3 separate regions of the Homo sapiens genome follow, and regions 2 and 3 are each linked to region 1. The links are chromatin loops, found by intact Hi-C in ENCODE. Cell type or tissue: endothelial cell of umbilical vein. All regions are shown on one strand. Links, peaks and the distances in the headings refer to the core of each region. The heading gives the core; the rest is flanking DNA.

Region 1 (10,290 bases), core at 3,207-5,706:
GTTATTTTAAGTCTCTTTGCAGTCTGTGTTCTCTCGTGATAACTTCCTATTGCCTTCTTGTCTCTTTAAAAATCACATATTGAGCTTTTCATGCACTTGCCTCTTATTTTCCCAAGCTCTTCCAGTTCATACCTCCTCATCCCCCCAGGTCTATCAGTGCCTTCGGGGTTTGGAACCTTTGGGGTACACTGATGGTCACCCAACATGGGAAGAACACCATGTCTCTGGGGACCTTGGATCTCCCTGCTCTGTTTTCCTTTCTGTGGGCTCCCAGCTCCTAGAGCTCAACATGCCTTTATCCTTTTCCCTCCTCCCTCAGATGGAAACAGTTCTGGCAAAAATATTTAAAATAGACATTATAGAACTTAAAGGTGACATAGTTCAGGGGTAGTTGACACATTTATCTCATAACAAAGAAAGAATTCCTAGCATCAAAACCAGATGCCACAGATTCTCTTTTTGGAAGCGACTGTCTTCCCAGAACCCTAAAATCATGCAGTGGTAGCTTTTAGGGAGTGAGACAAGGTGGCCTTTGGCCAGCTGGCCCCCACGGAGCAAGAAATGGCATCTTGTCTGATGGGGGCAGCAGGGCACACCCAGTAACTGCTACTGACAGGATCAGCCCTGCTGGACATTGGGACATTATCTTTGTCCTACTAGAAAAAAAAAAAAGAGTTGAAAATCACTGGCCTAGACAGCCACCTACTTTGATTACACCGAAGGCTACTCTAGGTGATGACCATGGTGTCTGGTAGGGACAAGCACAAAGCAAAAGGTGGAGAATATACTCTGACACCCGGGGAAGATTTACAGCACTGAGATGGTAAAGCGGAGCCGCAGGGCTTCATCGCAGCAGTGGTTTGAAAACGTTTTGACTGCAGCCCACAGTAACAAATCCATCTGATGGCATAATCCAGCACATACAACACATCAACAAAAGCCCTTTTACGAAGCAATATTGACCCTGACTAGGTACTTTATTTTCGATTCTATTGTTTCAGCTGCTTTATCTGACCCACACGGTTGATTTCATGATGGGGTGGCGGGGGCAGTGGTTGCAGTTTGGAAAACACCACCCTAGATGGTCAGAGAACAGCAGAATGCGTCTGGAACGCCTTTGAGGCGAGTCTGGTTTGGGGGGTTCTTAGGGCACAGAGGATCCGCTGGATGGAAGTAAGTCCCGGGTTTCTGCCAGAGATGTGGAATGGTAGATTTTCCCCCTGTCCGTTTCCAAGACTAGCTCACAATTATGACCGAGGTCATGTGTATTTTGAACATCCAAAAGGAATTTAATTTTCTCTGTTTGTGGTTGAATCCGAATCTCCCATTCCACATGGTTGACCCCCACCCTGGAGCGGGCACTGTGTCTCATCCTGCTGCATCTGGGGATCTTTTTCAGAGGATCTGTGCTGGGAGCTGTTTGAAATTCGAATGAGTCTTTCAGAGAAGTTTATTTAACTTGTAAAACTTCAGGTCCTTTCACACCATTTCAGCGTTGGATCACAGACAGCTCTTCCTTTATATCCCAGCAACTTGAGTTTATTTTTCAAATAAAAGTCTGTTTTCCCATAAAATGCCAAAGGTTTTGTGCTTTGTGTGGAGGAATGAGCCCAAGCTTTTAAGACTTTAATTTAGAGCCTCTGAGTCTTGCATTTCCATCCCAAGGGCTCCCGGGGCTGAGGAGCACCCCACTCCAGCTTGCCCCGCAGAACAAACGCCAGGCAGTGGTTCAGCGAGTGAGCATCAATAGGGCCATTGTCCCTAAATATAGAGCAAGACCAAAAACCGGGGGGTCAGACTCGAGTAATTTTAGGACTCCAGCATTTAGGCCTGAAGCTCACCGCTGGTTACTCCCCCGAATCGCAGCGCTGACCCCGTCTGAATCGTCTCCTGCAGATGGCCCTAGCTCAGCTGTCAGCCCGGGTCCTACCTGGAAGAGGGTTACTCTCCGTACTAAAAGCAGATGGAGTTTAATACACGGACGTCACAGTTCTGATTATGTGGCTGCGTGGTTATAAAGGTGAGGAAAGAGCTGAGACGCCAGACTAGAGTTTGGGAAGCGACCCACCGATGAGTAAGGAAAATCCTTTCCCACCCCAGGTGGGAGAAGGGAAGAGGGCGGCGCTGGGAGCCCTGGCGGGGCTGGAACCAGGAGCTGCAGTTGGTCTGTCTGGCAGGAACGGGAGCCAAAGGGGCTGTAGCTATGGTCAGATGTTGCCCAAGGTGTCTCCCTGTCTCCTGCCCAGCGGGAGCCTGGACACATGGCAGCAGGGGTCAGAGGTCAGCCCCTGCATCCAGGCAGAGTAGGGGTGAGGATTGAGCATGAGAGCAGCGCAGGTACCCGCTCGCCTGGAGGCACCACTGAGTCGTTGCGTGTGCCTGAGCCATGTGCTGAGCGGGGTGCCCGAGATGCACCCACAAATCCATCTAGGGTCCCTCCCAGCATTGCAAGGACAGGAAACCTTTGGTGCCTCAGAGGCAGAGAGGTTCCTGGGGAAGCTCTGGTGGCTCCTACGTTAAAAGGAACCCACACTTCCTTCGTTGCAGTCACGTGTGTGGTGTGTGTTCCTGGGGCATTGCTCACATGACCTGTACGTGAGTCATTTTACTCCTCACTTTCAGGGAGGCCACAGGGGCCTGTGGGACTGTACCGATGGTGCAGAGGCGAGACCTGCTTTGGGGGCAGAGGGACCTGTGGCTGCCGGCATCACTGGTGGTCCAGGGGGAGAGGCCTGAGAAGAGGAGGAGACCAATGGGGGATGGGAGAGGAGGCGGGAGAGGGCAGTGGAAGTATTTGTGTTTGCGCACAGGTAGAGACACTGAGGACTTTTCTCCACTTCCACCTGGGAGGGCCCCGCAGCCTCCTGGAGGAACCTCATGGTGTGCACAGGTGATTTATATCATTAATACCAAAGAACACGAGCAACTGCTAAAGTGAGTTGCTTTAGGCACCGGGGTGAAACTGGGAAGGCTCGTGAGGGGCCGTGGCCCCCGTGAGAGTCCCCTTGCTGCCTTGGAAATGACTCTGCCCAGCAAGGAGAGGAGTCTCTTCAAACAGCAGTTGACAAATGTTTCCTGTAAAAAGCCAGATGGTAAATGTCTTAGACTTCGAAGGCCACGTGGTCTCTTTTGCAACTACGAAGCCATAGACAAAGTATAAACTAATGGTGCAGCTGTGTTCCAATAAGTATTTATAAAAGCAGGTGGCCAGCAGGATTGGGCCATTGGGTAGTAATTTGCCAACTCCTGTTTTTAAAACATAAATCCCATCATGTCATCCCCTGTTCAACCCCTTGACGCCGCCCCAGCACATTTAAATGAAAACTCCAAGCCCCACCACACATGGCCTCTGAGGTCCTCTGAGGTCACCCTGGGCTGGCTCTGACTGTGTCTTGTGCACACCCACCCCCTGTCTTCCTCTGCTCAGGCTCATGTCCCCTAGGCCCTCTGCCTGAAACACCCTGAGATGCTGAGCATGTCCCCTAGGCCCTCTGCTAGAAAACACCCTGGAGCCAGAACACCCTTGAGGCTGTGCTGTGCCGTGCCTCCCAGATTCCCGATTCCTTCAAGAATGAGGAACTCACTCCCAGCTGTGGGTGTGACAGACAGATGGCCCTCAGCTAAGGAGCACCACCTCGCCAGCCTTCAGCCCCTCCCAGAGCCGGCCTACGCCCAATAACCGGCCGATGTACATAAAGGACCAGCCCCCGACCCCCGCTCAGGACAGCTCTGAAGGGGCATCCGGGCTTCAGAACTCTCTGTCGGGGCTTCACGGGGTCTCCATCGCCCCTTTGTCAGGCCCAAGAGCACTCCCTGATGTACATCCAACATGCTCATTTCCATCCCAGAGCCTGCCTCTCAGAGAGCCTGCAGCGACCCTTCCTGCAGATAGACACAGGTGGGGTCCCTTCCTTCAGGTCGCTGCTCCAACTTTCCAATACCACAGTGGCCTTCGGAAGGAAGGGAGGCAGGGGAACTGAGGGGACCGCGAAGGTAGGGCCTGGAGAAGTGCTGGGGAGTGAGGTGCAGCTCGAAGTGCTGGAGAGTGAGGTACTCGAAGTTAGGGCCTGGAGAGGTGGTGGGGAGTCAGGTGCGGCGGAGGGGGTTGGGTGGGCGGGAGAACAGGGACTATATGAAGCCAAAGCCCAGCCTCCCTCAGGGCTGTGCCCTGTGAGTTGTACAAAGGGCCCTGGGTCTGTCCCCAGATGTTGCCATGATCCAGAATTACTGTGAGCTTTACCCTGTACCCGACAAAAAAGATTGACTCTGGCTTGCCCAAGTCTGCCCCTAAGCCCCAGTGCTGGCCCAGCCAACGCGGGCACCCTGGGCCCCCCGCTCACTGGCCACAGCTGGAGCCTTCCGGACCAGGGCAGCTGATGAGGTCTGAATACTGGGGCTGAGCAGACTCCAGAAAAACGTGACTCATCTTGCCTGCCCACAAAGAAAGGAAAAGTATGTGCGGCATCCAAGTTTCCTGAAAAGTTCAGCCAACACATTGCAGAGTTATGTGGCCTGGCATCCCGTGTGGTCCCTGGGGACAGCGCCCTCTGGCGCCAGCCTGGAAGACGTCCCCAGCCAGGGCTGGCCTGCACATCCTGTGTCCAGGCTGTTATTATTTGGGAGAAGCCAACGAAAAATTCCCGGAAGAATCTCCTTGCCCTCAGCGAGTTAGAGTCCTCTAGTTCTCTCAGGGCCTGCTTTGGTGATGCTCCCACCTTCGGAGACAGTAAAAGGCAGCACTAACACATGCTCTTACTTAACACACAGGCCCACTGTAGCTCTTTTTCTTTTTTTCGAGATGCGGTCTTGCTCTGCCTCTCAGGCTGGAGTGCAGTGGTGCGATCACAGTTCACTGCAACTCAAGCGATTCTCCTACCCCAACCTCCTGAGTAGCTGCGACTACAGGTGTGCACCATCATGCCCGGCTAATTTTTAAATATTTTGTAGAGATGGGGTTTTGCCATGTTGCCCAGGCTGGTCTCAAACACCTGGGCTTAAGCGATCCTCCTGCCTTGACCTCCCAAAGTGCTGGGATCATAGGCACAAGCCACTGCTCAGCCTGTATTTCTTAATTCCTTTTTTAAAATAACACTTTAGGGCTGGGCGAGGTGGCTCACGCTTGTAATTCCAGCACTTTGGGAGGCCAAGGTAGTGGATCACTTGAGCCCAGGAGTTCGAGACCAGCCTGAGCAACATGGTGAGACTCTGTCTCTAAAAAAACAATTATTAAATAATAAATAACATTTTATTTTGACAATTTCAAACATAAAGTCACAAAAATAATACAAAGAGTTCTCATATCCTTTTCACCCAGATTGCCCGATGTTAGCATTTCACCAGATCTGCCCATATCTCATTTCTCACGATCTCTCACTGTGTGTTTATATGAATTCTGAACCCCTGAGAGGAATTTGCAGACATCATATCCCTTTACCCCTAAATATTTCAGTGGATGTTTCATAAAAACAGGGTCATTCTCCTAACCACAGTATAATTGTCAAAATCAGGAAATCAGCACAAATATCATGCTATCAGCTAAGCTGCAGGCTTCATTCACATTTTGTGCCTTGTCTCAGGGGCGTCATTTCTTGGAAGAGGAGACCTCCAGCCACGCGTTTTGTTTCGTTGTCCTTTCTCTTCAGTCTCTTCATCTGGAACAGCTCCTCAGTCCTGTCTCATCTGTCACGACCTGAGCACTTTTCAGGAGGACAACGGCCAGTTCTTGTGTCACCTGCCCTTCGACATTTCCTCACCATCAGAGCCAGCCTCCGCCCTCAGGTGGGCACCCACCCATCCGTGGGCTGCCCTGGGCTTCTGCATCCCAGCAGGGTCACCCGATGCGGCCGCGACACCTTTCCGGTGAAGTGGACGCCGGTCACTTGGTGAAGGGGGCGTCTGCCACCATAAAGTTCTCTACTTTAATAAAGGGCTTACTTTCCCCCTTGTCACCAGTCAGGGCTTCAGGGGGACCTACTTTGGGATTGTGTAAATGTCTTCTTTCTCATCAAACTTTCACTTGCTAGTTTTAGGATTGATATGTATTTCTTGCCTGAATTGTTACTATAGTAATTACCAAAAGGCGATTTTCTAAATTTATCATGAATTCTACATTGACTGGTTGGAATGCTACTTTAAAGAACAGGTTTTTCTTCTCTCCCTGTGTGTGTATGTATCTATGGACTCATGGATTTGTATCCTATTCAGTGCCATGTTATTTCTCATTATCAAATATTTTAAAAAATTTTTATTTTAGGTTTGGGGGTCCATGTGAATGTTTGTTACATAGATAAAGATGTGTCATGGGGGTCTGTTGTACATATTATTTCATCACCCACGTATTTCATCATGTATTAGGCTCAGTACCCAATAGTTATCTTTTCCGTTCCTCTCCCTCCTCCCACCCTCTGCCTCTTAAGTAGCCCCCAGTGTTTGTCGTTTCTTTCTTTGTGTTCGTAAGTTCTTATTATTTAGCCCCCACTCATAAGTGAGAACATGCAGCACTTGGTTTTCTGTTCCTGTGTTAGTTTGCTAAGGATGATCGCCTCCAGCTCCATCCATGTTCCCTCAAAAGACGTGATCTCTTTCTTTTTTATGGCTGTGTAATATTCCGCAGCACATATGTACTACATTTTCTTTATCTGGTCTGTCATTGATGGGCATTTAGGTTGATTCCATGTCTTCATTATCAAGTTTTTGATGCTCAAATTGTCCTAGACGTGGCCAGCAGGAGCCTCTCCAGGCGGATCACTGTGTCCTTTGACTTTCCCCATCATATCCCCACCCTGTCCCCATCATGCTGTGGGCACTTCCTGGCTTTCTGGCTGATCTTGTACATTCCTCACCCCAGCCCTGGAATTAGCCATTGCTCTAAAGAGCCCTTGTCACTTTTAGTGGCAAATAGTGTTTACGTGTGCATGTCACTCCTGGGGTGTCATTGCTTCTAGGCCTTCTCAGCAGATGTATTAGAGACAACCTAAACACCCACATAGAAGAGAGTAGTTGGCCAGGTGAGGTGGCTTACACATGTAATCCCAGCACTTTGGGAGTCTGAGGCAGGAGGATTGCTTGAGCTCAGGAGTTCAAGACCGTAGCGAGACCCTGTCTCTACCAAACAAACAAACAAACAAACAAACAAACAAAAATAGCTGGGCATGGAGACATGTGCCTGTCGTCCCAGGTACTTGGGAGTCTGAGGCAGGATGATCACTTGAGCCCAGGAGTTCACGGCTGCAGTGCGCTGTGATTGCACTGCACTCCAGTCTGGGCGACAAAGCGAGAACCTGTCTCAAAAAAATAAATAAATAAATAAATAATAAATAGAGTAGTTCAATGAAATAAAGAAGTTACAGCTACATAGCAGAGTACCATGTAGCTGTAAAAAAAATATGGCATCTTTGGGCCGGGCGTGGTGGCTTACTAAACCTGTAATCCCAGCACTTTGGGAGGCTGAGGCAGGCAGATCACGAGGTCAGGAGATCGAGACCATCCTGGCTAACACGGTGAAACCCCGTCTCTACTAAAAATAAGTAAATAAATAAATAAATAAAAATTAGCCTGGCATGGTGGCGGGCACCTGTAGTCCCAGCTACTTGGGAGGCTGAGGCAGGAGAATAGCATGAACCTGGGAGGCAGAGCTTGCAGTGAGCTGAGATCACACCACTACACTCCAGCCTGGGCGACAGAGTGAGACTCCGTCTCAAAAAAAAAAAAAAAAAGGAATCTTTGAATCAGTATGGCAAAAGACATGCCTAGGCAATCCTCAAAAGACATGAAAATAGCCATTAGACAATAGCATGAGCATACTTAGTCATCATTAGAAATCCAGATTGTAGAATTAATCCATATTTTCCTTTAGTATTTGTAGGTTTAACTTTTTTTGTGGTAAAATGCATATAATATGTAATTTAGCACCTTAACAAATTTTTTTTTTTTTTGGAGACAGGGTCTTGCTCTGTCCCAGGCTGGAGTGTAGTGGTGCCATCTTGGCTCACTGCAACCTCTGCCTCCTGGGCCCAAGTGATCCTCCCACCTTAGCCTCCTTAGTAGCTGGGACGACAGGAACATACCACTGTGCCTGGCCACCTTAACAGTGTTAAAGTATATAACTCAGTAGTCACAGTGTTGTGCGACCATCACCCCAATCTAGTTCCAGAACTGTTTCATCACCCCAAATGGAAACCTCACATCCCTTAGCCCTCAATCTCCATTACCCCTTCCCACAGCTCTTAGCAGATGCTAAGCTGCCGTCTGCCTTTCTGGACTTGCCTATTCTGCATATCTCACAGAAACAGAACCCCATGACCTGCGGGCTTCTGCATGTGGCTTCTATCACTTAGCAGATTGTTTTGAAAGTCGATCTACTTTGTGGCATATATTGGAATTTCATTCCTTTTTATGCCTGAATAATATTCCATTGTAGAATAGACTCCATTCTGCTTACTCAGTCATCCACTGGTGGCCATTTGGGTTGTTTCCACCTTTTGTGAATAGAGCTGCCATCAACGTTCATGTACAAGTTGTTGGAACACCCGTTTGCAGTTCTCTTGGGTATATACCTAGGACTGCAGGTTCTGGGTCATATGGTCATTTTGTGTTTAACTTGTTGAGGAATGTTTTCCACAGTGCAGTGTTTTACATTCCCATCAGCAATGTATGAAGGTTCCAGTTTCTCCATATCCTTGCCAACGGTTCAGTTCTTTTTTTTTTTTTTTTTTTTTGAGATGGAGTCTTGCTGTGTCACCCAAGCTGGAATGCAGTGGCACCATCTCGGCTCACTACAACCTCTGCTTCCCAGGTTCAAGCAATTCTCCTGCCTCAGCCTCCCGAGTAGCTGGGGCTATGAGCATGTGCCACCATGCCCAGCTAATTTTTATATGTTTAGTGGAGATGGGATTTCACCATGTTGGCCAGGCTGGTCTCAAACTCCTGACCTCACGTGATCTGCCCACCTCGGCCTCCCAAAGTGCTGAGATGACAGGCATGAGCCACCATGCCCGACCCAGTTCTTTTCCTTTTTTTTTTTTTTTTCAGTGTGGTTGTCCTAGAGGATGTGAAGTGGTCTACCATTGCTGTTTTGATTTGCAGTTCCCTAGTAAAGTTTAGCATCTTTTCTTGTACCTTTTGGCCACCTGTGTGTCTTCTTTGGGGAAATATTTAATCAAGGCAGCTGCTCATTTTTTTGATTGGATTGTCTTTTTGTTGTAGAGTTGTAGTTCTTTATGTATTCTGGATACTAGACACTTATCAGATATATGACTTGCAAATATTTTCTCCTTTCCTGTGAGCTGCCTTTTCACTCTCTTATTATTGTCCTCTGATGCACAAAAATGTTTCATAACAGCAGAGTTTTGATGACCAACGTCACCTTCATATGCTGCTTCTCTGTACCTGGCCCATGTAGACACTGAACGCTTACTGAAATGGAGGAAGCAGAGAGAGTGAGGGAGGTGGATACCGGGGACTACAGTTCACTGATTCAAAGAAATGGGGCATCAGGATAGGCTGATGGACGGGGGACTGTCTCATTGCCCCTCCAGGTGTCTGCTTGCTACAATGTGAAAGGCTGACTCAGGGTCTAACTATCCCTTTAAAGCTTCTAGTGAGGAGAGAGAAAAGATGGCAAATTCTCCGTAGCCTCCTTTTCTGAGTTTGATCTTTGGATGGATGGTTAATCCAGTTCTCTTGCTTAACCGCATCTCTTCTGCTTTGCAGTGAGCACAGTTTCTTTTGAGCATCTCCTCTCTGGAGACATCTGGCCCGTGGGCCTCTATGAGGAAAACCGTCAGCCTCTTCCTCACCCTCGGAGGCTCCAAAACACCCAGGCCAGCCCCATGTTGCCTAAAGCCCAGAAAACTGTGTTTTAAAATTTTGGCGAATGATTAGCAAATACTCTCACTGTCGTCACTGGGGGCAGGTTGGGTGAAAGTGCCCAGCTCATCTCTCTGGCTGCGGGCGCGGCGGGGCGAAGGCCAGGTGGCACGGCACGGATGTTCTTTCCTCCTTGCCGCTGCTGATGACGGAGTTTTGCAACCTTTTTTATTTTTATTTTAGCTTTTGCCAAAGGGAGTTTTTGAGAATGTACCTTGCTGATTTTTGTCTGCTATAGATACTTATCACCATTTACCAGATTTTTTTTGTTCAATTTTCTCCCCTTTACATTTTAATTTTCAGTGAAGTAGTTCAATCGCATGGTTAAAAAAACCAAACATTCCAAAACAATTTATATTGAAAAGCAGTAGTTCCCACCCTCCTCAACCAAACCCCAAAAGAAGCCTTTAAAAATCATATGCC
Region 2 (10,290 bases), core at 4,117-6,616, 390 kb before region 1:
CTCCTTTTATGACCCCACCTCCTACCTCCAGCGAAAATGTCCTTGGCAGTGTCTCTTCCAACATCAGAGAGAGACACCACTTATGGTGGTGTGATGGACACATGTTCCTGGTGATGGCACCAGCGTATATCAGATGTGCTTGGGCTGAACACCAAAGAGCTACAACAGGCTGTTAAAGGGAATATTATGAGGACTACGTATTTTTAAATAGAGTGAACCGTGGACCACATAGTTTGGTTTTATACATGTATTTTTTCCCTAGCTAAATTATCACATGCTAAATATTGGAACATAGTTTCCTTTCTACTATTAAGATAAAGAACCACTGTCACTTTTGAATATAACATAAAAATAATGTATAGATCCTGTTTTTATTAAATTTTGACTTGTTGAGATTCCCACACATTTCTCTTTGCTTTTCAGGATTCCCGAGAAAGCACCAAGAGGGTAGAGAAGGACATTGTCTTCTGTAGTAATAACTGCTTTATTCTTTATTCATCAACTGCACAAGCGAAAAACTCAGAAAACAAGGTGAGATTAGGATAATCTCAGCTGATAACAATGTGTAACGAGTGACTTCTGTGTTCTGGGCATATGGGAGTGAATAAAGATGTGTCCCTGCCTTCATGGAGCTCTGTGTGGGGAATCCAAAGCAGGTGCTGACCCGGCAGAGGAGGAGAGGGTGTAGGGAGCCTTGAGTCGTGCTACTCTTTCAACTTAGTTATTTGACAGAAGTGGGCAGAGTTATGTTTTAAAAGTTCAGTAAACAGAACACTAATATTAAAATCTTTAATTTTACCAGTTTAATTTTTTTTTGAGATGGAGTCTCATTCTGGTCCCACAGGCTGAAGGGCATTGGCACCTCTTGGCTCACTGCAGACTCTGCCTCCCAATTCAAGCAATTCTCCTGCCTTAGCCTCCTGAGTAGCTGGGATTACAGGTGCGTGCCACCACGCCCAGCTAATTTTTGTAGTTTAGTAGAGATGGGGTTTCACCATGTTGGCCAGGCTGGTCTCAAACTCCTGACCTCGTGATCCGCCCACCTCAGCCTCTCAAAGTGCTGGGATTACAGGTGTGAGCCACTGCGCCCGGCCGTAAATATCTTAATATTTTAAAATCATTTTTATTGATGTTACCCCAATAGGAAAACCTGTTTAAAGATAAAATTTAAGACTATTTGTGCATTTTAAGAGAAAACACTTTGCTCACAGTATGGTGAAAGAGGTCTGCTTTACTTGATTTTATGTAATTTGAGTGTGTCCAACTAATGGTTGATACAAATGATATGTTTATAATCATGTTTTGAAGGAAGCTTTTCCTGTACAGTAATACTGCCAGTCATTCCTCCATCCAGGTTATTGCTCTGGTATGTCTTTCACAGAAGAACATTCTGAAGACTTATTTTTAACAGGTAGTTGTTTGTAGTATGCCTGTAATAAAATCTAGGCTAGATGACAAATAAATTTAGATCTTAAAATACATCAGCCTAAATGCAAGAAGGATTTTTTTTTTCACCAGATAGTTTAAGTTGGTGTGCAGTCCCTGCCTGATTTGGTATAAGGCATGTCTTTTTTCAGATACCTTGTCAGGATTGGGGCATGTGAAAAGAGGGCAGCCTGTGGGTTGGTGTTTATTAGTTTATGATACTCTGTACCATAAAGTAAATAAGCTATTGGAGATTTCCCCTCAGCTCAACTGTTTCAGCAGCCGGATCAGAGCTGAGAAGCCTCAGAGAAAAGTTAGTATGATTCATTTGTTGACAGGGGCTCCTTCCCTTTCTGTAACATTTACACCAATTGATTAAGGCTGAGATTAACAGATGTGAATTTTAGAGTGGAGATAAGCTCTCAAGAAACGATGCTGCAGCGTTCTTATTTGGTTAAACAAAAAACACTGTTCCATTGTACAAATTATATTAGCTCTTCTGACAGCATTGTGAGTGTGTGTGTGTTTTTTCTTTTTCTGGTTTTAATATAGTTAGAAAGGGGATTGTCCCAGAAAGTGTAAGAGCAGAATATTCTCCAGAATTATGGCTTTGTGGAAAAGGCCTCGAAAGGACGCGGCACAGCTGCCATCACCCGCTCTCTATCCCTGTGCACCTTAGAGCATGGTCAGCTTCTGCGGTGCATGAGCCCCCAGCACTTACTGCTGACTCTCCCTCTGCCCCTCAGGTCACCCATCCTCTTCAGTCATACTGCTCAGCTTCTTGTCTTAACAAGAATTGCTTTCCGGGCTTGTGAATTATTTTTCTTTGTCATGGTTTCTTTATGTTGCCCAGGAATCCATTCCTTCATTGCCACAATCACCTATGAGAGAAACGCCTTCCAAAGCATTTCATCAGTACAGCAACAACATCTCCACTTTGGATGTGCACTGTCTCCCCCAGCTCCCAGAGAAAGCTTCTCCCCCTGCCTCACCACCCATCGCCTTCCCTCCTGCTTTTGAAGCAGCCCAAGTCGAGGCCAAGCCAGATGAGCTGAAGGTGACAGTCAAGCTGAAGCCTCGGCTAAGAGCTGTCCATGGTGGGTTTGAAGATTGCAGGCCGCTCAATAAAAAATGGAGAGGAATGAAATGGAAGAAGTGGAGCATTCATATTGTAATCCCTAAGGGGACATTTAAACCACCTTGTGAGGATGAAATAGATGAATTTCTAAAGAAATTGGGCACTTCCCTTAAACCTGATCCTGTGCCCAAAGACTATCGGAAATGTTGCTTTTGTCATGAAGAAGGTGATGGATTGACAGATGGACCAGCAAGGCTACTCAACCTTGACTTGGATCTGTGGGTCCACTTGAACTGCGCTCTGTGGTCCACGGAGGTCTATGAGACTCAGGCTGGTGCCTTAATAAATGTGGAGCTAGCTCTGAGGAGAGGCCTACAAATGAAATGTGTCTTCTGTCACAAGACGGGTGCCACTAGTGGATGCCACAGATTTCGATGCACCAACATTTATCACTTCACTTGCGCCATTAAAGCACAATGCATGTTTTTTAAGGACAAAACTATGCTTTGCCCCATGCACAAACCAAAGGGAATTCATGAGCAAGAATTAAGTTACTTTGCAGTCTTCAGGAGGGTCTATGTTCAGCGTGATGAGGTGCGACAGATTGCTAGCATCGTGCAACGAGGAGAACGGGACCATACCTTTCGCGTGGGTAGCCTCATCTTCCACACAATTGGTCAGCTGCTTCCACAGCAGATGCAAGCATTCCATTCTCCTAAAGCACTCTTCCCTGTGGGCTATGAAGCCAGCCGGCTGTACTGGAGCACTCGCTATGCCAATAGGCGCTGCCGCTACCTGTGCTCCATTGAGGAGAAGGATGGGCGCCCAGTGTTTGTCATCAGGATTGTGGAACAAGGCCATGAAGACCTGGTTCTAAGTGACATCTCACCTAAAGGTAACGTCTGCCGTTCACATGCTGTGCAGTGCTACTTACTCTGATGTCAGGCTAATGAATGTATTTTGTCAATTTTCCATGTTTGTCTCATGTTAGTTTTATATTTTATAATGTGTATTTTTCATTTACAAATGCCAATGTTTGTGTTCTCACACCTTGCTCTCTTTGCTATACAGTTGTCTAAACACTTTCATAATCAATATATCTTTGAACATACGAGTTGGTGAGGTAAATCCGAGAATGATTTGTAGATAAAGGTTGCCTGTCATTTGCATTGGGGACCTCCTTTTTCTTTTTCTTTTTCTTTTTTTTTTTTTTTTTTTTTGAGACGGAGTTTCTCTTTTGTTGCACAGGCTGGACTGCAATGGCGCGATCTCAGTTCCCTGCAACCTCCGCCTCCTGGGTTCAAGTGATTCTCCTGCCTCAGCCTCCCGAGTAGCTGGGATTACAGGCTTGCGCTACCATGCCCGGCTAATTTTTATATTTTTAGTAGTTTTTAATTTTGTATTTTTAGTATTTTAGGGTTTCAGCATGTTGGCCAGGCTGGGCTCAAACTCCTGACCTCAGGTGATCCACCTGCCTCAGCCACCCAAAGTGCTGGGATTACAGGTGTGAGCCACCGTACCTGGCAGGGACCCCCTTTTTCTTAAAGTCAGTTTCTAGAAGGCAGGAATGACATCTAAATCATACTGTATACATTGTCATAAGACAATGTATAGGAACATCAGATATTACGTAAGTTTAGAGATGGAAATTAAACACTTAGTTTGGACCTCCATGGTTAAGTCTAGATTGTCACTTTTGCTTATGTAGAAAGTACACAAACAAAAGTATGTGGAGCTGCTTTCTTAAGTTTAGCACTTAAAAAAAAAAAGTCTGAAAATACTCTAAAGATAATTCCAAAGAAAATATCAATTTAACATTTTAATTTAAATCTGAGGGGAAAGGAACATAGCTATAGACATTACCAATTAGACTAATCATTTTAAAATCTGGTATGTTATATGGCCACTATGAAAGTAAATGAACTGTTTGCATGAATTTCAGTTACATTAAGTTTTTTCACTTTAATGTCCTTAATCTATTATTTTCCCCAAAATTTAGGTCTTTAAAAAAAATTGCTGCCATTTAATAAACAGGTTCATTAGATTATTACCAAACAGATTTATTAGATTATTGCCCAACAGGATTTATTTGGAAATTAGTAAATCCTTGTGAGTGGTTATTCTTCATTTTGCTCTTGTTTTTTATACTGTATCCTATTTCCTATAAAAATTATGTTTTTGTCCCTGTGTAGGTGTCTGGGATAAGATTTTGGAGCCTGTGGCATGTGTGAGAAAAAAGTCTGAAATGCTCCAGCTTTTCCCAGCGTATTTAAAAGGAGAGGATCTGTTTGGCCTGACCGTCTCTGCAGTGGCACGCATAGCGGAATCAGTGAGTGTCTTGGTCAGGCTTTGAGATTGGAATTGCTTTCCTGATTCAGTGTGACCACTTGAACACATGCTGTAACATTTGTGGCACTCTTCAGAAAGTGACTGAGCCTGTGCATTAACCCGTTTCTCTTAGAGGAATAAGGCATTGGTGATTAATCGGGAGAGCTCAGCCGTGTTGGTATTCACCCAGTTGAGGTAGTTAACCAACTTCAGGTTCTCTTCCAGGCTGGAGGCAAGCAGGGGTGAAGGACACCAGGCTTGTCACATCTTCTGGGTGTGCTGGATGGGTGAGGACACTCTCCTCTTCCCTTGCCTTTCTGAAGTTTCTCCCACCTCAGAATGTCAGTGTGCCCATTTCCTGACACTTGGGTATTTATGGCCACTCTCCTGCCCTCTTCCTAGGATGAAGTCACTAGAGGGCAGTAGATCGCAGCAGCACTGATTTCTGTCCTCTCTTGACATTTCTTTGCTTAAAAGATTACAAGCCTGTTTGTCAGTGAGTCTAACTGAACCATATCTACACAATAGTTTTAGAAAATTGTATGATTCTAAGGCATTGTTTTCAAGAATAAAAATATCATTGGTGTGTTTTCTTTGGACAGGCAGAGGAAACCCCAAAAGCCACTGAGTAATGTGCCTAATTGTTTTCTTTGGAATCGCCCTGCCTAAATGATACTTATCTTTTATGACTACAGAGAAATAAATTTCACAAGCAATGTATTCCAGAAAAGACCTTTAACATGTAAATGACTTTGAGTAAAGCTTGAGTTAACACCTATGCTTTATGCTCCCAGGACATGGAGAGCGATAACCTCATCACATCAGAGTCAAATTGAAAGGAGTGAGAAACGATCAAGAAAGAAACCATATAGATGATTTTTTAACTGTTTTTAATTGTAAAATTCCAGACAGAGATATAAAAGTTGGCATTAATACAGGGGAAAGAACTCAATGCGAATCATTACATGCCCTGTGTTTGTGGGTATTGTGTGTTTCAGTCAGGCCCTGAAATCACACAAGCGTGTATATTGGTCAGCCAGTGTTTGTTGCATGGGCTAATCTTTTTCTTCAAGGAGCATTTGGCAGGGTTTACCTAAGTTTGGCTTTGAAACTGAATTTGCATACTCATATTTAAGTAGATCTACCTGCAGGCCAATAGTGTTAACATAAGCTAGAAGACCATTTTATTATCGGGGAAAACGCTGATGAGTTATTTCTGTCGTGGGCCATCCTTTGACCAGCTTGAGATTGTCTGTAGTCTCCATCAGATGGGGTGACTTTGTGTCTGCTTTGCTTCTTTTCAGCTTCCTGGGGTTGAGGCATGTGAAAATTATACCTTCCGATACGGCCGAAATCCTCTCATGGAACTTCCTCTTGCCGTTAACCCCACAGGTTGTGCCCGTTCTGAACCTAAAATGAGTGCCCATGTCAAGAGGTTTGTGTTAAGGTATTTTGTTTTAACTTCACATAGTACAGCCCAGGGTTTCTAGGCGTATTAGTGGTTTCCTGTGCTTGATTTGTCTGCTGCTTACAAACCCTGCTGTCTGGCTGTGTATGTGCCCAACTACATAAGAGAACTCGCCGTGTGTCTCTGCTAGGCAGCTTTCCATGTATGTTTCTGTCAGTAAGAATCTGAATTAACCTGGTTTTGGGCATTACTCAGAGGTATCTTCAGTTTTCCTTGTATTTTTTTCCTGTTGATATGCCATTGTCTGCAGGCCTCACACCTTAAACAGCACCAGCACCTCAAAGTCATTTCAGAGCACAGTCACTGGAGAACTGAACGCACCTTATAGTAAACAGTTTGTTCACTCCAAGTCATCGCAGTACCGGAAGATGAAAACTGAATGGAAATCCAATGTGTATCTGGCACGGTCTCGGATTCAGGTGAAGAAATACTTTGTGTACAGGAAGTGGAGAGACAGGGTGGAGTCTAGCAATCTGAAGCTATTGATGTCCAGTATGTGAAAATGATTTCACATAGCTGCAGGGACAGAAACGTGTTTTCAAAATCGTATCAAATCCTGTCCCTTGGTAACACTAGGGATTTAATATGTAGTCTTGGGACTTGGTGATTGGCTTCCCCAAAGGGAAAGCAGACCAGTGGAATCCACATCTTTGCATCTTGTTGAGAGCTCCTGGGAGGCAGGTAGCATTGTAATTTGCACACACTGGATTTGTGGAGTGCTCAGTAGAGCTGTTTCAAGCACTTGAGAGAAATACAAATGAAAATATTTTCCAAAGGTACACCAATTTTGGAAGTTACCTTATCTTTTGGAAGCTACCGTTTCATGAAATCAGTGCATGTTTTTTGGTAGACTGTGGACTATCTTACAAGTAAGGCCGTGTATAGGCTAAGCATTTAAGTTTACACCTATAGTCCATACTTCCTGAGCTGCAGACCCAAATATCCAAATGCCTGTTCAGCATTTTTCTCCTTGGATGTCTCAGAATGGAATTACAAAGCTCTTACTTTGTCAAACTTGTCCAGCTCCTAAACCCCGCCATCCTACAAGCTCCTTGCTGAGTGATGTTACCGTTTGTGTACATTGGCCTCAGTACTGCCAGATTAAACCTAAAGCATCATCGAGTTCTGTTTTCTCCTAAAAATTCTCTCAGATCCACTCTTAGGTTTACCAGCCCTATCTTGAGCCACATATCACTTGCCTGTACCACTGCAGGCCTGGCTGTCTCCTCCCATCCAGTTCCCTCTCAGCAGCCAGCAAAGTATCTTTACCCTATAAACTGGATCAGCGTTCCTTTGTCTATACTCATTCAGATTCTTGTTCCTTTGTTGGAACCCTTTTACTCCTCACTAGAAGTTTGTAGGATCTTCTCTTTATTGATATTTGGACATTTCACAGAACTACACCTCAGTGGAGGTCTTTTTGTTGATTGCTTTCCTCCCTTGATGAGCCCTTTCAACCTGGAGCATCGTGACCTTCCGTCTGAGAAATGTGTTTTGTATTCATTCTTTTGCAAGTTCTGCCCCTCTGTTTCCTCTGTGTTTGCACTAAAACCCCTGAGATTCAGGATCTCACAGTGTGGACCTGAGACTAGAAGCAGCAGTGTCACCTGGGAGCTTGTTAGGATGTGCAGGTTCGGGGGCCCCAGCCCAGCCTCACTGAATCCAGCTCTGGAGGTGGGGCCTCCTGGATGATTCTCATGCATGTCAGAGAGTAATTTCTGTCTTATATCCTTTCTCCCCTTCTGTTCTTTGTTTCCTTGTCTCTCTGTTCTTTCTGAGACTTCCTCTACTTTATCTGCTAATCTTTCTTGTCTATTTTTAGAGATTAGCTACGAGCCCTTTCTGCTCTTGATCTTGTTTGATATTTTGTTTTTACATTATGAGTGGAGTATCTGTGTTTTCTCTGCTGTTGCCCCTCTCTGTTGAGCCTCTCTCGGATTCTGTGGGTGAATTAGTGCTTTGCCTCTACTCCTTCCAGTTCTAGCTTTCCCCTGCTAAGTCAATTACTTTTCATTTTAAATAGTCCATTCACTCTTATACCCATTCGTGTTCTCGAGGAGTGTGCTTTTACTGTGATTTTAGTGGGTATCTTAACTGTGTTCAACCTGTCACCTTTAACCTGAAGCATTTTTGAGAGCTCTGGTTTCTGTCTCTTTACTTATTTCATCCTGCCACCCTCCCATCTGTCCACCTCCCTGGGGATCCCGTGGATGATCTAATATGTATCCTGTTTTTCTGTGCTAATATCTTAGAACTATATACACTTTTATGTACATATATAAAAATGGAATCATGTTATATTTATTTTTCTCCGTCTTCCTTTTCTCTGTAATAATCAGAGGTCCCTCTCGATCAACTGACGTAGCTTCATTTCATTCTTTTGAATGGTTACCTGATGTTCCATAGTGTTGATGAACTGCAGTTAAACCATTGCATTACTGATGAGTGTGTATTTGATTTATAATTTTTCTCATAACAAACAGTGTTGCTATATCTTGTACAAATATCACAATGAATTAATAGTTTCACTCCTATGGGGTATATTCCCAAACGTGAGGTTTCTGTGTAAAAGCGTGTGTACTTTTCATTTAAATAGATATTGCCAGTTTTCTAAAAAGTCTCTTACTGCACACTTCTTCCTGCAGCATGTGAGACTGTTTTCTTGTTTCCCATTTGTAGCTGGTGTTACTATTTTTTTGTTTAGTTGGTCTGATAAATATAGACTGATGTTACCTTAATTGAATAGGCAGCTTTTCATGTCCGCCATTTGGATTTGCTTTCATAGGAATTGCGTATTCATATCCTTTGTCCATTTTTCAATTTTTAGCAGTTTACACTATTCAGAATTTTCCCCTACAAAATATCCTTTGCCTACCAGCAAGTGTGACATCTTTTTTCTTGTAAAAGTTACTGTTTATATAAACAAACATACATAATTTTCTGTTGCATCTAGTCTTGGTCAAGACCCTAGATTATATACGGATTCTAGAGGTTTTCTTGCATAACATTTTTAAAATACAATTTCGCTTTCTTCCATTGGATAACCAGTTGTTGAAGGGCCATTTAGAAGTAACCCACTCATTTTTAACTGATTTTCTTTCTTCTTCTTTGAGACAGGGTCTCACTGTGTCGCCCAGGCTGGAGTGCGGTGGCACAATCTCAGCTCACTGCAGCTTCGATCTCCTGGGCTCAAGCGATCCTCTTACCTCAGCCTCCTGAGTAGCCAGGGCTACAGGCGCATGCCACAATACTTGGCTAATTTTTAAAAATATTTATTTAGAGATGAGGTTTTGCCATGTTGTCCAGGCTGGTCTTGAACTTCTGAACTCAAGCAATTCACCTGCCTCGGCCTCCCAAAGTGCTGGGATTACAGGCATGAGCCCCCGTGGCTGGCATGAATTTTTTTTTTTTTTTTTTTTGAGACAGAGTCTTCCTCTGTCACCCAGGCTGGAGTGCAGTGGCACGATCTCGGCTCACTGCAACCTCTGCCTCCCAGGTTCAAGCGATTCTTCTGCCTCAGCCTCCCAAGTAACTGGGACTACAGGTGTGTACTACCATGCCCGGCTAATTTTTTTTTTTTTTTTAAGTAGAGATGGGATTTCACCATATTGGCCAGGCTGGTCCTCAAACTCCTGACCTTGTGACCCGCCCACCTCTGCCTCCCAAAGTGCTGGTATTACAGGTGTGAGCCACCGCACCTGGCCTTTTTCTTCTAACCCCACGAAATCTTGACTATAAACTGAATTTTAATACCAGTTACTACTGTACGTTAGATTTTCATACATGCAGGGATCTATTTCTCTTTTCTGAGATGGAGTCTCACTCTGTCACCCAGACTGGAGTGCAGTGGTGCCATCTTGGCTCCCAGATTAAAGCGATTCTCATGCCTCAGCCTCTGGAGTCTCACTCTGTTGCCCAGGCTGGAGTGCAGTGGCATGATCTCAGCTCACTGCAACCTCTGCCTCTGGGGCTCAAGCAATTCTCTTGGCTC
Region 3 (10,290 bases), core at 4,440-6,939, 160 kb after region 1:
AGGAGTTCAAGACCAGCCTGGCCAACATGGTGAAACCCCGTCTCTACTAAAAATACAAATATTAGCCAGGTGTGATGGTGTGCACCTGTAATCCCAGCTACTCGGGAGGCTGAGGCAGGAGAATCTCTTGAACCTTGGAGGCAGAGGTTGCAGTGAGCCAAGATCTAGCCACTGCACTCCAGCCTGGGCAACAAGAGCTAAACTCTGTCTCAAAAAAAAAAAATACATAAAAAAATAAATTGTCAATTAGCTTTTAGAGAGATTTAAATAATTTTTGAAAGCATTTGTATATTTGTCCACATTGTTACCATTTTCAGTGCTCTCTGTTCCCTGTGTAAGTCCGTATTTCCATACAGCATTTATGTAAATAGTACCTTTAAAATTTTTTTAAATTTCTGTCTGCTAACAATGAGTTAGTAGATACAAATATAGTAGCCTTTTTTTTCTATTTGCATTTGCTTTATTGTACTTTTTTCCTTTTTTTAAGTTTTATTTTTGGTTGACACATAATTGTACATATTTATGGGATACAGTTTGATGTTTTAGTACATGTATATATTGTGTACTGATAAAATCAGGATAATTAGTATATCTGTCACCTAAAACACGTATCATTTCTTTATGGCAGGAACATTCAAAATCCTCCCTTCTAGCTATTTTGAACTATACAATACGTTATTGTTAACTATAGTCACCCCACTGTGCAATAGAACACCAGAATGCATTCCTCCTGTCTGACTGTAACTGACCAACCTCTCCTCATACCCCCACCCCATTCCCTCCCCAGCCTCTGGTAACCACTCTCTACTTTCTACTCCTGTGAGATCAGCTTGTTTAGATTCCACAGATGAATGGGATGGTATTTGTCTTTCCACGCCTGGCTTATTTCATGTAACACAGTGTCCTCTAGGTTCATCCTGTGCTCACAGATGTCAGGATTTCATTCTTTTTTATGGTTGAATAGTACTCCATTGTTTATAGGTACCACGTTTCTTTATCCATTCATCTTTTGGCGACACTTAGGTGGATTCCATGTCTTGGCTGTTGTGAATAGTGCTGCACTCAACATGGCAGTGCACATGTGTCATGAACACTCTGATTTCATTTCCTTTGGGTATATACCCGGTAGTGGGATTGCTGGATCATAGGGTAATTCTATTTTTAATTTTTTGAGGAACCTCTGTACTGTTTTCTATAATGGCTCTACTAATTTATATTTCATTCCCACCAATAGTTCAATAAAAGAGCGGGGGGGGGGGCTCCCTTTTGTCCACATCCTCAGCAACACTCATCTTTTGTTTTGTTTTGTTTTGTTTATAATAGCCATTCTAACTGGAGTGAGGTGATATCTCATTGTGGTTTTGATTTGCATTTCTCCAGTGACTAGCGATGGTGGACATTTTTTCATATACCTGTTGGCCATTTGTATGTCTTCTTTGAGAAATGTGTATTCAGTTCTTTTGCCCATTTTTTAATCAGATTATTTGGGGTTTTTTTCCTGCTGTTGAGTTGTTTGAGTTCCTAATCTGTTTTGGATATTAACCCTTTATCAGATGTATAGTTTGCAAATATTTTCTCTCATTCTGTAGGTTGTCTCTTCACTCTGTTGATTATTTCCTTTGCAGGATAGAAGCTTTTTAGTTTGATATAATCCCATTTGTCCATTTTTGCTTTTGTTCCATGTGCTTTTGAGGCTTTATCCATAAAATATTTGCCCAGACCAAAGTCATGAAGCATTTCCCCTATGTTTTCTTCTAGTAGTTTCGTAGTTTGGGTCGTAGATTTTCAGTCTCTAATCTATTTTCCATTGATTTTTGTATCTGATGAGAGATAGGAGTCCAGCTTCATTTTTCTGCATGTGGATATCTAGGTTTTCCAGCACCATTTATGGAAGAGACCACCCTTTGCCCGGTGTGTATTCTTGGAACCTTTGTCAAAAATCATTTGGCTGTAATGTGTGGATTTATTTCTGGGCTTTCTAATTCTCTTTGTCTGTGTGTCTGTTTTTATGCCAGCTTCATGCTGTTTTGGTTATTATAGCTTTGTAGTACATTTTGAAGTCAGGTAGTGTGATATCTTCAGCTTTGTTCTTTTTGCTCAAAATTCTTTTGGCTATTTGGGGTCCTTTGTGGTTCTATACAAATGTTAGGATTTTTTTTTTCTTGTCCTGCGAAGAATTGGTATTTTGATAGGCATTGCATTGAATCTGTAGATCACAGTGGATAGTGTGGTCATTTTAACAATATTCTTCCAATCCATGAACACAAGATATCTTCCCTTTTATTTGTATCTTCTTCAATTCTTCCTCTTTTTTTTTATTTTTATTTATTTTTTTGACAGTCTCACTTTGTAACCAAAGCTGGAGTGCAGTGCCGCAATCTCAGCCCACTACAACCTCCGCCTCCCAGGTTCAAGCAATTCTCGTGCCTCAGCCTCCTGAGAAGCTGGGATTACAGGCCTGTGCCACCATGCCCAGCTAATTTTTGTATTTTTAGTAGAGACGGGGTTTCTCCATATTGGCCAGGCTGGTCTCAAACTCCTGACCTCAGGTGATCTGCCTGCCTCAGCCTCCCAAAGTGCTAGGATTACAGGCGCGTGCTACCACACCTGGTCTGCTTCAATTCTTTCATCAGTGTTTTATAGTTTTCACTCTAGAGGTCTTTCACCTCCTGAGTTAAATTAATTCCTGAGTATTTTGTTTTTTTGTAGCTATTGTAAATGGGATTCTTTTATTATTTCTATTTCGGATAGTTGTCTATTAGTGTATAGAAATGCTACTGATTTTTTATGTTGAGTTTATATCTTGTAACTTTACTGAATTTATTAGTTTTGACAGTTTCTTGATGGAGTCATTAGGGTTTTCCATATATAAGATTATGTCATCTGCAAACAGGGACAATTTAACTTCCTTGTTTCCATATTTGGATGCCTTTTATTTCTTTGTCTTGCCTGACTGCTCTGACAAGGACTTCCAGTACTACCTTGAACAGAGTAGCAACAGCAGGCATTCTTGTCTTGTTCCTGGTCTTTTTTTTCCCCTTTATTTTTATTTTTATTTTATTTTATTAGTTTTGTAGAAACTGGGTCTTGCTATGCCACCCAGGCTGGTCTCGAACTCCTGGGCTCAAGTGACCCTTCCACCTCAGCCTCCCAGAGTTCTGGGATTACAGGTGTGAGCCAATGCACCTGGCCTTGTTCCAGATCTTGAAGGGAAAGCTTCCAACTTTTCCCCATTCGATTAGCTTTGTCTTTGTTTTATTAACCCTGATTTAATTCTATGACCCTGCTAAACTCATTCTTTTTAGATCTAGGAACTTTTTCTAGATTCTTTGGTATTTCCTATGTAGAAAATCATACAGTGTGCACATAAAGACAGTTTTGCTTTTTCCTTTTCAACATGTATGCCTTTCATTTTTTTCTCTTGCCTTATTTCACCATCTGGGACCTCCAATATAGTGTTCATAGAATTAGTGAGAGTGAGCATCCTTGCCTGGCCCTTGATCATACTGGGAAAACATTTCGTATTTTACCATTAAGTCTGTTAGTGATAGGTTTACGTATATGCTCTTCATCCGATTGAGGGAATTCTTTATTATTACTGATGTTTTGCCTTTTTTTCTTTTAGCAGTAGAAGACTCAGAAAGTGGTGTTTACATGCGATTCATGAGGTCACACAAGTGTTATGACATCGTTCCAACCAGTTCAAAGCTTGTTGTCTTTGATACTACATTACAAGTAAGTGTACTCCATTTTCATGAATTTTTTGGTATTTTTTGGATGGCTACTACTTTATACAGTAATTTAAAACCAGCAATGCCAGCAAACGTTTATTGAGTCCTTTGCACTATCGGGCACTGTGCTGAGGTTTTATCTGAATTCTCAACATCTTGGCAACCTTATAAGAAATGTGCTATTACTGTCTTCTTCCTAAAGACAGGGAAGCTCAAATTATAGAGTTTAAGAACTTAAGTCAGAAAGCTTTGGCCAGGTGCAGTGGCTCACGTCTGTAATCCCAGCACTTTGGGAGGCCGAGGCTGGCAGATTACCTGAGGTTGGGAGTTGGAGACCAGCCTGGCCAACGTGATGAAACACCATCTGTACTAAAAATACAAAATTAACCGGGTGTGGTGGTGCATGCCTGTAGTCCCAGCTACTCAGGACCCTGAGACAGGAGAGTCGCTTGAACCCAGGAGGCAGAGGTTGCAGTGAGCCGAGCTTGTGCCACTGCACTCCAGCTTGGCAACAGAGTGAGACTCCATCTCAAAAAAAAAAGAAAAAGAAAGCTTAGTCCACAAGTTGTTGTGGAATTTAAGGACCTAATCCACAGAGCTAGTACAAGATGGGGTTTTGAACACAGGCCTGTCTAATGTGTGTTAGAACCTAAGCTGTTCATTATTAAACTGTATGGCCTCGCTCAGTATATCCTCATGGTCTTTCTTAGTTATTTAGTAGAACATATGATAAATTTGAAATAATATTGGTAAAAAAGAAGAAAATCACAAAAATGGGCAATCTTTTGAAAGAAGAACCTTACCGATCTCTTTTCCCAGAAAATTTGAATCTTAACATTTTGGTATTAAAATTATGCGTATTGCAACTTACTTTATATCAATGTAACTTATAATCACATACAAAAAGTCCTAAATAATATACTCAATACCGTGATCAAACTACATTCAGTGTAATCAAATGGGTGTCTACACACATATCTGTGCGTATACATTTAGTGTATTGTTTCTACATAAATATTTTCCAAGTAGGATTGTCCTCAGTCGAGTTCCTCAGAAGTAAATGCTAAACCAAGAATTCATGGGTTTATGAAGGATGCACTCCCAGGAGGAAGCATGAAGGGATCAGAGGAAGAGCAGGGCAGGGGAAGACACCCAGCAAGGGCCCTGGAAGGGCTGCCTCAGCCTGAGCCTTCGGGAGCACCAGCTGAAAGGTGCCCTGGAGTGTATCCACCCCCTCCCATAGCCCTGCCTTAGATGATCCTTCCAGGCTCTTCCTGCTCCACCAGGCCCTTTAGACCTCCCCAGGGACCCCCAGGTGTGGCCTGCTTCTGTTCCCATGCCCCACACCTGCCGTGCGTCCTCAGAGGGCTCCCCGGGCTCTTGGAGCCCCTTACCTGTATTCTGTGCCTGCCACCCAGGACTTACAGGATGACCAAAAATGACTTTGCTTTTGTTTAATTTCATTTTCCAATTGTTTCTTGTTAACGTATGGAAATACAATTGATTTTTGCAAATTGGCTTTATGTTCTTTGCTGAGTTCACTTTGGACCAGGTAACCTTCAGAGTCACTTTTAAAACCCTAAGATTCTTGATTATTTGACACAAAGAAGGAAGCATCCAAATACAATCTTATAGTAGGGAAAACAGTAGGCAGTTGTTTTAAGAGATGCGGTCTCGAGAACTGTGACTACATGTTTCAATAACAAAATAATGAGAAGTTCTGAATTCCCAAAATAAAGGAACTACTGGCTCAACCTATTTCAGCCTCACGCCCATCCCCCAGAAGGTTTACTTTTTAAAATACCAGATTTTCTGACCACCGGCATTTCTACCAACTTAAAAATAAGCGACAGTAGGCCGGGCACAGTGGCTCAAACCTGTAATTCCAGCGCTTTGGGAGGCCAAGGCGGGCAGATCACTTGAGGTTAGGAGTTCAAGACCACCCTGGCCAACATGGTGAAACCCCGTCTCTGTTAAGAATACAAAAATTAAAATTAGCCGAGTGTGGTAGAAGTCACCTGTAGTCCCAGCTACTCGGGAGGCTGAGGCGGGAGGGTCGCTTCAACCCAGGAGGCGGAGGCTGCAGTGAGCCGAGATTGTGCCACTGCACTCCAGCCTGGATGACAGAGCAAGACTCCAACAAAGCAAGACTCTCAAAAAATAATAATAACAAGTAACAGCTGATTTGACTTTTACCCAGCTTTCCATGTATTACTCATTTTGGCTAAACCCTAGAGAAAGTCAAGTGAGTAATACATGAAAAATGCAATGCCTTATGGATGTCCAAGGTGACTGATCCAGTAAATATCACTTCCGTAATTAAGAGGAGCTGTGAGCATCATCTCCGGGAAGCCGTTTATCCTGTGAGCCTCTAAGTTGAGAGGAGCTGAGATGCATTACCATGGAAATAGGGGGAGAGAGTTGTTTGGCATTGGTTAAGTCAAGGTAAAAAGATGTATTTGAAAAGGGGTGATTTGAGTATTTTCTAGACACAGGCTGCAGTAATAGCCATTGACACACCCTCAAGAGCTAAGAAAGCAAACAAAATAGCCGCGTACCCAAAACAACCTAAGAGACCAGTTAAATAAATCCTCGCATAGGCATATAATAGAATACTGCATAATGGAGAAAATGTTTGTCAAGAGTATATTCATTGATTCATTGATTAGGAAAAGAAAAAGTAAGCTGCAGAACAGTACTCAAAATGACCACGTTACTCTGAGGATACGACGTCATCAGAGCCGTAACTGCTCTAGGGACCAAGGCGAGCCACTTGCAGGGAAGCTGAAAGAGTGTGCGCAGACAGGAGTAGAACAGAGCCAATGAGAGGAGAGCAGAATGCGAGGGTGTGCCACCAGAATGAGGGGGAAGAGCAGTCTCGGGCTTGGCTTTTCTGCTTCCATCTTCGGTCTCTTGAGAGGCCGACTGGACTCCCTGCAGTTGGGTTCCATGAGATTCCCCTCGGTTTAATACTGGAATCACCCTGGGGATCCATGTAGATATGTCCTGGCCATCTCAGTCCTGATAAAGTGGAAATCAAATGTCCAACTGGGAGGTCTGCCTGCTGGGGGATGTAATCCCCACTGTCCTCAAGAGCCACACTGTGCAGTGCCAGCAGGGGCCAGCCCAGCAGGAGAAGCACCTGTAAACCAAGCCCAGCTTTTTCTCCATCAGTCAGTGGCTCATAAGGAGCTCCCCCGAGTCTGGGTGTGGATCGAGGTAGGGGAGGCACCGGTGTCAGAGCAGCTGCATCATGTACCCATGCAGTGTCCATGTACTTCACAGGCCTGGGCGAGCCCCGTCTCGGCCTGGCGAGAGAGGGTCGCTGTGCATGCTCAGCATTCGGCTTGGGGGGCCTAGTAGTTCCCTGTTCGTGATGGGGAGCTCAGGTTGCATGGTCTCCGCATCTCGTGGCTAGCTTGTTTGGTCTCTATAAGGGCCTGGTGCAGTCGGCCAGGAACTGTTTCCCAGCGGGAGAGTCATTATCTGCAGGAGAAGGCATGGTTGTTTTGGGGTTAATCTTCCCTCAAAACCCTCAATGTCTGCTCTGTAAATTTCCTTTTGGTGGAGGCTTCCTACAGCACCCCTAATATCAACCTTGCTGGGTCCTAAGGCCACACAGAAGAGCAGCCTGGACTTGCCACATGCCTGATCGTGCCCTGGGCCTCTCTGAAAACAGCTTTTAGTGTCACTCAGTACCGGTGTCAGAGTAGCACGTACACATGTGGTGCATGTTGCCTCCAAAACACCTGCCTGGTGGTTGCAGTGGCAGGTGGAGTGTGGAGTGACAACTTGAAGCTCCCATTGGAGGGGTGTCTCCAGTGTTTCAGGCCGTTCTGGGGTGTGAGACCCCCGGTTCTGCGGGGTCTGTCCCTCATGCTCTGCCCGGCACATATCTCACAGAGGCACCTAGAGCTCTGCTACTTCCTGCCTGTCTAGTCCAGCCCACACCGCTATCAGCGCATGGGCCAGTGTGGCAGTGTGCAGTGTGAAGATGGCCAGCTTCTCTGCAGACCATAATAAGGTAGAGAGCGGGGGTGCCGCAGCCTTGAGACACACGGGTGAAAGTATCCTGTTGCCAGGTAAAGCAGACTCCGTCTAGGGGTCCTTGTAGATTGGTATAGAGAAAAGGAGTATGTGTCCAGGCAGGGGCTGTGGGTCCCCCAAGATACTACATTGGGAACAGCTGCTGCAGTGACAAGTTCACTTTTCCTATTGAAGGGGCCCCTCACCTGTACATTCCTCAGGGGCTCCAGGAGGGAGTGTCCTCTGGGTATGGAATGTGCAGGTGGCACATGACAAATCCGTGCCAATGCCCCTGTCTCCCGAAGCCTGTGGATTCCTCCTGTATAGTTCACTGTGCCACAGAAGCCTGGCATCTCAGCCTCATTAAACACGGACTCAGCAGTGCCCTGCACTTCAGGCAGTCAACCAAGTGAGCGGTTAGAGCCACTGCCGGCTGCGTGCACAAAATGTTAATGAACAATTTCTCATAAGACCACTCATAGCAATCAGTCCCACCAAACTAGTGTTAAATTTCTCGTCTTTGTCCTAACGTTACTAGCACCTATTCCCATACATACTTCTTCGGTTTCTGCAGCTGTGAAATGGCAAGATCTCACAGTTTGTTTTGCATATAAGTGGTTTCCTCCCCTGCAGCATGCGGAAACCTGTCCCCAGTTACAGGTCAAGGGGTGGCAAGGGTGGGAGGGTGAGAGGCCCACGCTAGGCGTCTGCCCTAGGAAAGCCTGTCACTGGGCTTTCGAGTAAAGAAAGGTGATTCTCAGACACTGGGGAGCCAGCTGTTCCCACTGCCATGGGAGGCTCGGAGGAACTCCCGAATCTGGAATCTCAGCTTCATCTGAGTCCAGTCAGATGTCCCTCTGTCCGGTGCCAGGGTCCCACTCCTTCCAGATCCATGCCCAGCTTTCCCATCAAACCTGGTGATGCCACCAATTCCGCCTGTGCATCCACACCCCGCAGAGTTATGCTTTGTGTTTGATTTTGGAAACAGCCCTGTAGCTACAAGAAATAGACTCTCTGGGGACTGCCATAGAGGCTTGTTGGGTTCTCTGTCTGTGGGTGCAGGTCCCAGACCTGGGCTTGAGGTTTTCTCAGAGGCCCCAGCGCACTCACAGAATGCTGTCATACTGAGTCCTTTGGTCCTGGCTTCTGCCTCAGTGGCCAGTGCAGTGGCCATGTGGGCCCTGGCACACAAATGTCATCACAGGCACAGATGATGGCTTTTTTAGTCACAATGCCATGGCCTGCCCTGGATTACAGGAATCTGATTTCCCACTGACAAAGAGCTCAACACTGTGTTAAACCCATGGATGGGAAACCAATTCCAAGTCCTCTGTTCCTGGGAACCAGTCTTGGCAGTTTCTTTTTTCTTCTTCTTCTTCTTTTTTTTAAAGACAGGGTCTCATTCTGTCACCCAGGCTGAAGTGCAGTGGTACGATCTTGGCTCACTGCAACCTCTGCCTCCCAGGTTCAAGCAATTCTTGTGCCTCACCCACCTGAGTAGCTGGGATTACAGGCACCCACTACCACACCTGGCTAATTTTTTGTATTTTTAGTAGAGATGGGGTTTCACTTTGTTGGCCAGGCTGGCCTGAAACTCCTGGCCTCTTGACCTGCCCGCCTCAGCCTCCCAAAGTGCTGGGACTACAGGTGTGAGCCACCGTGCCCGGCCGTGGTGCCAGTTTCTTGATCAGTCAAGGTTCAGTCAGGAGACAGAAGCCACACCAGTTATTTGAACAGAAAAAGAACATAAGCAAATGTTAACTGGATCTAAATTAACTGGTAACTGAAAGGACAAATAAAGACCTCTAAGGCAGTGTTCTCAAAGTCTGATTCCCAGACTAGCAGCTTCAGCATCAGCTGGAACTTTTAAAAACGCAGCTCATCAGACCCAATCTGAGACCCGAATCCAAAACGGGGGGATGAGGCTCAGTGACCCATGTTTCACCATGATGCTGTGTGAGTCTGGTGTACTCCACAGTGTCGTGGAGGAGAGGGGGTCCTGGCGCGTGCCTTCTAGCTGGTGCTTATGTCTCTGGGTGGGAGTTGGGGCTTGAGGAAGCTCATTTTGCACAAAATGGGAAAACAACAAACTGTATTCAGCCGCTGCTACAGGAGGTGCCTCGGTGCCCAGGTAAGGCAGTGCCTGGGTGGAGCTCACGGGAGCTGCAGGCAGACAGGAGCCCTGCTAGCCGCTGACGGGAGGAGCAAGCCCTTCTTCCTGCTCTGGCTTTGAGTCCCTCCCTAGACTCCTGTATTGTCAGAACCTGAAATAGAGCCAGTTGGCAACACCGAAACAGGGTCTGCAAAGTCCCAGCATCACCAAGCCAAGTTAGAGGGATGGGCATGGAGCAGAGAGACAGTAACTTCATGACTGGCACAGTAGAGAGGGGGGACATCCCCTTCCCTTCCAGATAAGCCCAGGAATTCAGAGAAAGATAGGTATCAGTTAGTGTATTAGCCTGTTTTCATGCTGCCAATAAAGACATACCTGAGACTGGGTAATTTATAAAGGAAAAGAGATTTAATGGACTCA

The links. Hi-C counts contacts between places; a loop is a spot of excess contacts. Peaks named below come from ENCODE experiments on the same cell type or tissue, not always from the same donor. Only the 100,000 strongest peaks of a DNase experiment are listed, where the experiment ranks them.
Region 2: it touches region 1 in a loop (18-fold over the local background); 3 of 110 quality-filtered maps call a loop at or near these places.
Region 3: a loop joins it to region 1, with 6 times the contacts of the local background. A loop is called at or near these places in 3 of 110 quality-filtered maps.

The regions. Positions count from the first base shown.
Region 1 is chr7:151,748,524-151,758,813 of GRCh38, reverse strand. The region is part of intron 3 of PRKAG2 (protein kinase AMP-activated non-catalytic subunit gamma 2); the gene reads left to right. Among named protein-coding and RNA genes, the nearest start is that of PRKAG2-AS2, 53 kb to the left of the region's middle. RefSeq lists enhancers at 1-1,951, 3,140-3,921, 2,187-5,867, 5,488-6,271. In endothelial cell of umbilical vein, for the core only: a CTCF peak has its summit at 4,551 (motif pointing left); a DNase peak (open chromatin) is centred at 4,453; H3K27ac peaks cover 1,895 bases.
Region 2 is chr7:152,141,141-152,151,430 of GRCh38, reverse strand. KMT2C (lysine methyltransferase 2C) reads left to right here. Exons shown (of 59, transcript NM_170606.3): 51 at 424-531; 52 at 2,279-3,398; 53 at 4,696-4,832; 54 at 6,136-6,278; 55 at 6,550-6,718. Among named protein-coding and RNA genes, the nearest start is that of GALNT11, 120 kb to the right of the region's middle. In endothelial cell of umbilical vein, for the core only: a CTCF peak has its summit at 5,250 (motif pointing right); a DNase peak (open chromatin) is centred at 5,500; H3K27ac peaks cover 793 bases.
Region 3 is chr7:151,588,790-151,599,079 of GRCh38, reverse strand. PRKAG2 (protein kinase AMP-activated non-catalytic subunit gamma 2) reads left to right here. Exons shown (of 16, transcript NM_016203.4): 6 at 3,626-3,735. Among named protein-coding and RNA genes, the nearest start is that of RHEB, 74 kb to the right of the region's middle. RefSeq lists an enhancer at 6,485-6,985. In endothelial cell of umbilical vein, for the core only: no CTCF peak of the experiment used is centred there; a DNase peak (open chromatin) is centred at 5,999; H3K27ac peaks cover 1,917 bases.